2 separate regions of the Homo sapiens genome follow, and region 1 is linked to region 2. Evidence: read pairs that join two places in POLR2A ChIA-PET (ENCODE). Cell type or tissue: Panc1. All regions are shown on one strand. Each heading gives the region's core, and the rest is flanking DNA. Links, peaks and the distances in the headings are about the cores only. Region 1 overlaps GNA12 (G protein subunit alpha 12). Region 2 has its middle 13 kb from the start of AMZ1.

The links. ChIA-PET counts read pairs that join two places held together with the same protein. Peaks named below come from ENCODE experiments on the same cell type or tissue, not always from the same donor. Only the 100,000 strongest peaks of a DNase experiment are listed, where the experiment ranks them.
Region 1: POLR2A ChIA-PET joins it to region 2 with 5 read pairs; 3 of 35 experiments call an interaction of 5 or more read pairs at or near these places.

Annotation. Positions count from the first base shown.
Region 1 is chr7:2,800,538-2,804,925 of GRCh38, reverse strand. The region is part of intron 1 of GNA12 (G protein subunit alpha 12); the gene reads left to right. Among named protein-coding and RNA genes, the nearest start is that of GNA12, 42 kb to the left of the region's middle. In Panc1, for the core only: no CTCF peak of the experiment used is centred there; a DNase peak (open chromatin) is centred at 2,165; H3K4me3 peaks cover 1,712 bases; H3K27ac peaks cover 4,000 bases.
Region 2 is chr7:2,672,840-2,677,227 of GRCh38, reverse strand. No RefSeq gene overlaps it. Among named protein-coding and RNA genes, the nearest start is that of AMZ1, 13 kb to the left of the region's middle. In Panc1, for the core only: no CTCF peak of the experiment used is centred there; no DNase peak of the experiment used is centred there.

The DNA of each region.
Region 1 (4,388 bases), core at 265-4,264, 130 kb before region 2:
TCAATATCTTTTTTTTTTTAATTTATTTTAATAGAGATAGGGTCTCGGTAAGTTGTCCAGGCTGGTCTCCAACTCCTGGGCTCAACAGATCCTCCCGCCTCGGCTTCCCAAAGCGCTAGGATTACAGGCTTAAGCCATCACGCCCAGCTCTCTTCAACGTCTTTAGTGGTAGAAAATGTTGAGTGGTAGCTCTGTGATTCCCAGACCTCACCATGCAATCCAAGATGGCCCCAACGAATGGGCCAAGAATATGTTTAATGAAAACCAACCTAGTGACACTGCCCCCAGAGGACAAAGATTTCACCATTTTCTCACACCTCCTCACACAGTTTCTTTGCACTCTTATCAGTTTTTCACAAAACCCAACTTGTTACTGTTTGGACTTTTGACACTCAGCCCAGTCCTATTGGCTTTGAAGTGGTGGGACCAAGGAAAGCCAGCCTTGTAGCAGGCTCATCTACAAGAGTCTGGCCCAGTGGCACTCAGACCATAGTCCAGAGGAACCCGGTGTATGTACACGCGTGTGTGTTTATGGGTTTATGGGTTTACGCATACACACACACCCGTCTATATATAGCTGTCTCTGCTAAAACAAATTCTTTGAAACACTTACCTTTATTATTTGCAGTCTATTCAGTTAGTTACCAGTATATTCTTTTCCTTTTTAAAATGCCTACTAAATGATTTCACAATGCAGATCCTGACTTGAATTTCGAAAACACTGAATTAGCACATGAAGCTGTTACCTGTTGATAGTGTGTGCAAGCTTTTCCCCCTTAGAATGATATTTTGTGTGTTTGTGTTCTCAAGTTTTGCTGATCTTTTCTGTACTTAAGAGGACGATTTCGTTCCCCCTTGTACTAGTGTTTGTCATGTAGTGAAATTTTTAGTGAAGGGAGATTCCGAGACTTATCCTGACCCCTGGAAGAACAGGAGAGGAAGAAGTTGGTCTGCCCATGGCCATGGCTGGCGGGTGGGGGTTGGGGAGATGATTCCAGGAGTTTCCAGCCTGCTGGCTTGTGAGTTTTGAAATGGAGCCCTGGATTTTCACTTTCCAGTTCAGGAGATCTGGGGAAATCTGGATTGGTTTGGAGTTGTTTTTTTGTTTGTTTGTTTTGTTTTGTTTTGTTTTGGACTTTTAGGAAAACCTTTTCAAGGCAGCTGAAAAAAGCTAATGATGATAATTTGCTTCTCCTATGCCATTCCTAAACCCAGAGTTTTCTCTGCAGTTCCATCTCCTCTTGAGAAGCTTAGCTTGGATTTCCCACTGTCCAACTGAACTAAATTTGTTGAAAACCTACCTAAATGTCACCCCTTCTAAGCCATCCCCTCCTGTGGACCTGACTTGGGAGAACTGGTGGGTATTGTGCTTACACAACAGGGCCCTCACTGCTCTCCGTGCTCTGCAGGTTTGGTGAATTCCTGGTTTTGGATCTCTCCATCTTTTATTGAGAGCACTTGGGGTGAGAGCACTTAGGGGGCTCCTGATCACTCTCCTGCTTTAGCTGCTCCTTCCCTGCCTCCTGTCCCACCTGCCACGGGACCTGCAGGCAGCCTCAGACCTTGCCATTCTCCTTTTCCAAAGCCCTCGATCGTCCCCTTTCTCACACAGACTTCTTAGCTCTCCACAGCCTGTCTGTGAGCGAGGCCTCACCAGCGGTGGCGATTCTGGCTGTCCTCCGACGGTCCTGTCCTTCCAGTTATGGGGCTGGCCTCTGTACTCTGCATCTGAGACTGTCGCTTATCTGCTCGTGCTCTGTCTTGCTGCTACGCTTGTTTTGAAAGTTCTCCCATAGCAGGAGCCAAGTTTACCGCCTTTTGGGTTTTCCCCATTCGTTACCCACCACTTTTCATTGCCTGAGGTGAGCCCTCGGTATAGTCACTGGCAGAGCCAAGAGGGGGCTTTCTTAGAGAAATAATAGGCCTGATCCCGTACGGCAGTGCATTTGTTGCGGAAGGCAAATCCGCGGAGTTATGGTGGGGCCAGGGCTGCGCTGTGAAATGGCAGAGGCTCTGATGGCTGGTTTGACGGCTTACTGCCTCCCTTCGTCAGTTTCTCGCTGACCTTTACACTAAAAGGTATCTTGCACTTCAGTTTTCGAGAGGAACTAAGAGGCGCTGTCTTTGTTTGCTGGATTCATCAATGTAAAGAAATGCATCCTGTTTACACTTCTGGCAGCGTTTCTTTTATTTGGATGGTGGCCAAAGGCAAACAACTCAGCCGAGTGGGTTTTTAAAAAACAGAGCTTTCCAAGTCCACATGCTGTTGCCCGAGTGAACATCCAGAATCTTCAGTTTGTCTTAATGGAACTGTTTCATCTTGTAGAAAAAGGCTCATATTATCTTAAAGCATTTTATGTCTATCGTAGCTTTGGTATTTATTGTGGGAAGATTTTACTAAGGAATGACTAATCTTAAAAGATTTGGTTTGATTAGGGGCTAAACTAACATAATCTATTTTGAAATGAGATAACAGGATTTGCAGTTTTTGGTCTTCATCCAGCAAAATTGAACCCCACCCCCCACCCCCCCAAAAAAAATCTACATCCCCAGCAGAGAGGGAATCTATACTTTGACTAGAAGTTTAAGTTGCTGGATTTATAAGTTGTCTTAAAAATATGCTGTCTGAACAGTTTGAAGTGTGACATTGTATTGAGATGAAGTCATCAAACTGCTTGAGACTTTAACCGTTTATATTTGGGTAACCAAATAAAATGTATGGTTATTCAAACAATTAATACTTCAGTAATACCATTACTGAAAAAAGGATTTTTCTCTTAGCTATTAAAGAGACTTGAATGAGTTGTCGTTCTTATTTATTTTAAGTGTATGTGAGTTTTAGGATTTTCTTGGCTTTTGTGTTTTAGAAAATTGGTCTTTCATTGGAAAAGGACAGGAGTAAGAGGTTTATTATAATATGCCTCCTATACTAGTATTTTACTTTTAAGACTTTAGCAATTCTATATAACAATGGTAAAAGTGTAACTATCAGTTCTGCAAAAGTACGGTAAATACATTATTGTTACAGGCTTTAAACTCCAGAGAGAGCTTACGTCTCTCTCTAAAAAGGAAGAAAAGGGGACTCAGAATTTAGCCAAATGTCCCCAAGTAGAAAACTTCGCTGGAACTCAGATGTGGATTTTCAGAACAAAGTTGGCAGAGAGCAGTTTTTGACTAGAATAAATGTAAAAGGGCAAAAGAGAGACATCTTTTTTTTTTAATGCCTTTTTTCCTTCAAAGGAAGGGAAAATGGACTGTAACTACAAAGCTTACAAAACTACTACTTAACTGTTCAAAGCTCATCAGTAGTTTAGCCACCTTTCTTGTGTTTTGAAAAAGGGAAAGGAGGAGTCTTTTCTTGTGGTTGGGTGCAGTTCATTTGGACCAGCTCCAGCCTGCTTGGGCGGATTGTGCGGTGGGAATAGACTGCTGTTGCATGGGCCAGTTTTGCGTGTGTGTGTTTTTAAGCCAAACCTATGTTCACCCTGATAGTTGGGGAAGGCCTGGTGTGTGCAGTCCTGCAGTCTTCGTAAGTGACCTTTGGCCTTCCAAGTCCTACCTGGCCCCCTGACTTCGTCTTTGACATAAAAATGAAACTTCCTAGGGGTTATTGATTTAACTTCTGAGTGAGATTGTACTCCTTGTGAAGCTAAACTTTTCATTTGTAAAAATAGCACCTGAATAGATACCTGGTGGGTCGGACCCAATTTCTGTATTTGAGTTGGACGAGCAGGGCCTTCCCGGATAGCGGGAGGGTTGGTGACTTGATTGGGAGGGCATGGAGGCTGAAACCCCATCCAAGCCACTGTTGCCAGGCTGGGCCGCATCTGCCTGGATGATGGAGAGCGTTTTTCTGATTTGTACAAAGGCACCGAGACCCTTTGCCCGAGACCTCGCCAGAGAAATCTGTGTGCTACCTTCTCCGTGCCGAGATAGTTTTTGTTGTGCATAGTGGGGAAAAGAGGAATTGCCTTTGTTTCCTTGGGTTCTTGAACCTTTTTGGTTTTGTCCTTTTGGAAAGGCAAGAGTTTGGTGTGGTGTAGTCAAAGGAAGTGGGGAGATGAGGACCCGGAGGAGGAATCACAGTGGGGGAGCCGGGAGGAAGGAAAGTGGAGAGTTTATTCAAGTCACATTTTCCCTCTAGGTAGATTCCAGTCCACCACTGCCACTCGCTCAGATGAACCCACCCTTCGGAAAGCTCCGTCTGAGGCCCACCTCCAGTTAGGGTTTTAGCAAGCCTCCCTTCCCTACTATCTCTTTGCCTTCGGCCTCTGCTAACCCTCCCTCTCCACATCACATCGTTGGAACTTACATTGCCGTGGTCGCTAGTTAACTTTTTAAAAACTTTTTATTTTGAAATAAGTATAGGTTCACAGGAGGTTGCAAAG
Region 2 (4,388 bases), core at 228-4,227:
ATTCAAGTGATTCTCCTGCCTCAGCCTCCTGAGTAGCTGTGATTACAGGTGCCCACCACCATGCCTAGCTAATTTTTGTATTTTTAGTGGACGGGGTCTCACCGTGTTAGCCAGGCTGGTCTTGAACTCCTGAGCTCAAGAGATCCGCCCACCTCGGCCTCCCAAAGTGCTGAGATTACAGGTGTGAGCCACCACGCTGGGCCCTGCAGTCTCTTTTCACTGGGTACTGCGGTTCAGTGTTACTGCCTAGGGGCAGCTGATCCGCAGAGCCCCTCCCTCTCTGAGTTCCCCCAGGCCAGAGCTGAGAGCCAGGCTCTCCAGATCCCTGTGGGAGGGCCTTGTATCTGAGTCCAGTTTTCCTCCAGCACGAGGCCTGGCATTTAATTACCTGCTGTCTTGTCAGCTGTTCAGTGTTCCTGGCCTTTGGATATTTCACCCAGCGTGTTTCATTGTCTTCAGGGAAACGGCTGGTCCAGGCACCTAGCCTGCTGTCACCGGGAAGGGACATGTGCCCCGAGGCGGGGCTGATGTCACTGCTGCACCCTGGTGGGGCACACCAGCCCACGGCTGTGCCACCCAGGAGGTGCCCTTTTGTTGGAGGGCATTTGCCAAAACCAGCAAACTTGGGTTCTCATTCTGTGGCCTTGAGGGGTCAAGGGGACAGAAGTCAGGGCCAGTCCTGCCCAAAATGGGGAGCATTATAGAAAACCCTTCCCACCTTAAGCTGAAAACCTAAAGGTCTACACTCTTAGGGTAAGAATGAAACGGAATTAGCCCTGCTCCCTCCACACGAAAGACACTTGGTGCTAAGAGAAGCAAAAAGAAAAAGTTCTTGAGAAGTTAGGGCTACAGGTCTTCTCTAGCACAGATTTGAGGTGCTAGCACAGATTTGAGGTGCTGCCAAGAATGCAGAGAACTCCAAGCACTCAATGCGTTGTTTGTTTTGACATAGGGTCTCTCTCTGTCACCCAGGCTGGAGTGCGGTGGTGTGATCACGGCTCACTGCAGCCTCGAACTCCTGGGCTCAAGCAATCCTCCCACCTCAGCCTCCCAAGTAGCTGGGACTTCAGGTGCATACCACCATGCCCAGCTAATTAAAAACAAAAGAGATACGGCAGGTGGATCACCTGAGGTTAGGAGTTTGAGACCAGCCTGGCCAAACTGGTGAGATTCTGTCTCTACTAAAAATACAAAAATTAGCCAGGCATGATGGTGGGCGCCTGCAATCCCAGCTACTGGGGAGGCTGAGGCAGAATTGCTTGAACCCAGGAGGCGGAGGTTGCAGTGAGCCGAGATCACACCACTGCACTCCAGCCTGGGCAACAAGACTGAGACTCCATCTCCGAACAAAAAAAAATGTGTAGAGATGGGGTCTTGCTATGTTGCCCAGGCTATTCTCAAACTCCTGGCCTTAAACAATCCTCCTACCTCGGCCTCCCAAAGTGCTGGGATTACAGGCATGAGCCACTGCGCCCAGACCTTTGGGGGGCCAGTATATTTGGTTTGCTGTGGCCTCCAGTGGGTAATGCCCCAAATTAGCTCCTCCCTAGCGGATTCCACCTTCATCCCAGGCCTCAAAGAATCTCTCCATCAACATTTTTCAAAGCCAAAGAGCAGCATGCAGCTAAAGATGACCAAGAACACAGGGAAACAAGGCACCATGAGTGACCTGCACAGGCTGCAGACACGAGGACGGTCACACACTGTGCCAGACACTGGGGTGTTTGTGTGCTATGACTATGACTGACACTGGCCAGGTGGTCCTGTTGAGTTGTTTCCAGGCACCTGGCCTAACCACAGTCCCCAGAATCCTTCGTGGCTGGGCACGGCCACATGGCTGAAGTCTGGACGATGGAATGTGGTTGATAATGACAGGAGCAACCTCCAGTCCCAGCCGATAATAAACTCTCAAAGAAGTTAGTTAAGGGAGGGCCGAGTGCAGTAGCTCATGCCTGTAATCCTGTCACTTTGGGAGGCAGAGGCGGGTGGATCACCTGAGGTCAGGAGTTTGAGGCCAGCCTGGCCAACATGGCGAAACTCCATCTCTATTAAAAATACAAAAATTAGCCGGGTGTGATGGCACATACCTGTAATCCCAACTACTCGGGAGGCTGAGGCAGGAGAGTCGCTTGAACCCAGGAGGCACAGGTTACCATGAGCCAAGATTGTGCCACTGCACTCCAGCCTGGGTGACACAGTGAGACACTGTCTCAAAAAAAAAAAAAAAAAAAAAAAGAGGAAACGGGGAAGAGGAGATGGGAGATGAGAGGAGAAAGGAGAGAGAAAGAATATTTCAAAGGATAGAGGCTAAGAATTTCCCAGAACTGATGAAAAAACCACTAATCCACAGATTCAAGAATCCCAGCGAATTCCAAGCAGAATAAATAAAAAGAAACTCTCACCTACATAAGACAGTAAAACTGCAGAAAACCAAGGACAATTCAAAAAAAATAAATCTTAAAAGCAGCCAGAGGAAAAAGAGAGGTTACTTTGAAAGAACAGACATTAGACTGACAGCCAAACTCTCGAACACGGCAACAGAAGTCGGAGGACGCTGGGATGTGCTGAACAAACCAATGTACTACAAGAAAGTAACTGCCTAGCTGGATGTGGTGTGGTGGCTCACGCCTGTAATCTCAGCACTTATGGGGGCCAAGGCAGGAGGATCACTTGAGACCAGGTTGGTCTCGAACTCCTGACCTCAGGTGATCCGCCCACCTCAGCCTCCCAAAGTGCTGGAATTACAGGCGTGAGCCACTGCGCCCAGCCCCCAGGAATAATTTTAACCAAAAAGGTGAAAGATCTGTACACTGGAAACTCTTAAGACACCAATTTAAATAACTGAAGAGGACACAAATAAATGGAAAGAAATCCCATGTTCATAGATGAGAGTAACTAATATTTTTTAAATGTCCATACTACCCAAAGTGCTCTATAGCCTTAATGCAATTCCTATCAAAATTCCAGTGGCATTTTTCATAGAAGTTGAAAAAACAATCCTAAAATTCATATGGAACCACAAAAGACCAAAGAGCCAAAGTAATTCTGAAAAAGAACAAAGCTGGTGGCATCCCATTACCTGACTTCAAAGTATACTACAAAGTTACAGTAAGCAAAACAGCATGGTACTGGCATAAAAACACACACACAGACCAGTGGAACAGAAGAGAGTACAGACATAAACCCTCACATACATGATTAGTCTTTGATAAGGGTGCCAAGAATACACAGTGGGGAAAGGACAGTCCCTTTAATAAAAGAGGAACAGACTACTCAGGAGGCTGAGGCAGGAGAATCAGTTGAACCTGGGAGGCAGAGGTTGCAGTGAGCTAAGATTGCGCCATTGCACTCCAGCCTGGACAACAGAGCGAGACTCTGTCTCAGTAAATAAATACATAAATAAATAAAAGAGGACCTAGGGAGACTATCTCTACAAACATTTTAAAAATTAGTTGGGTGTGGTGGCATGTGCCTATAGTCCCAGCTACTTGGGAGGCTGAGGCAGGCTGATGGCTTGGGCCCAGAAGTTGAAGCTGCAGTGAACTATGACTGTGCTACTGCACTCCAGCCTGGGCCACAGAGCAAGACCCCATCTCTAAAACAACACTAAAACAGCACTAGGCGCAGTGGCTCATGCCTATAATCGCAGCACTTTGGGAGGCCAAGGCAGGCAAATTACTTGAGCTCAGGAGTTCAAGACCAGCCTGGGCAACATGGCACAACTTCATCTCTACAAAAAATACCCCCCAAAAATAGCCAGGCATGATGATGTGTGACTGTGGGAGGCTGAGGTGGGAGGATCACTTGAGCCTGGCATGCACAGGCTAGTGAGCTGAGATTGCATCACTGCACTCCAGCCTGGGCGACAGATCAAAACTCTATCTCAAAATAAATACATAAATAAATAAAGATAAAAATAAAATAAATTGGCCAGGCGGAGTGGCTCACGCCTGTAATCACAGCACTTTGGGAGGCTGAGGTGGGTCAATCACCTGAGGTCAGGAGTTCGAGACCAGCCTGGCTAACATAGTGAAACTCCGTTTCTACTAAAAATACAAAAAATTAGCCAGGCATGGTGGCGTGCGCCTGTAATCCCAGCTACTCGGGAGGCTGAGGCAGGAGAATCACTTGAACCCAGGAGGCACAGGTTGCAGTGAGCCGAGATCGTGCCATTGCACTCCAGCTTGGGCAACAAGAGCGAAACTCCATCACAAAAAATAGACAGACAGACAGACAGATAGATAAAAAATAAATAAACAGTGCTGGGAAAACTGGATATCCACATGCGAATGAATGACACTGGACCCCTGTCTCAGATCATTATTATTAAATTAACTCAAAAAGGATTAAAGACTTCAATGCCATTTATTTTGAGTAGAAATAAGTCA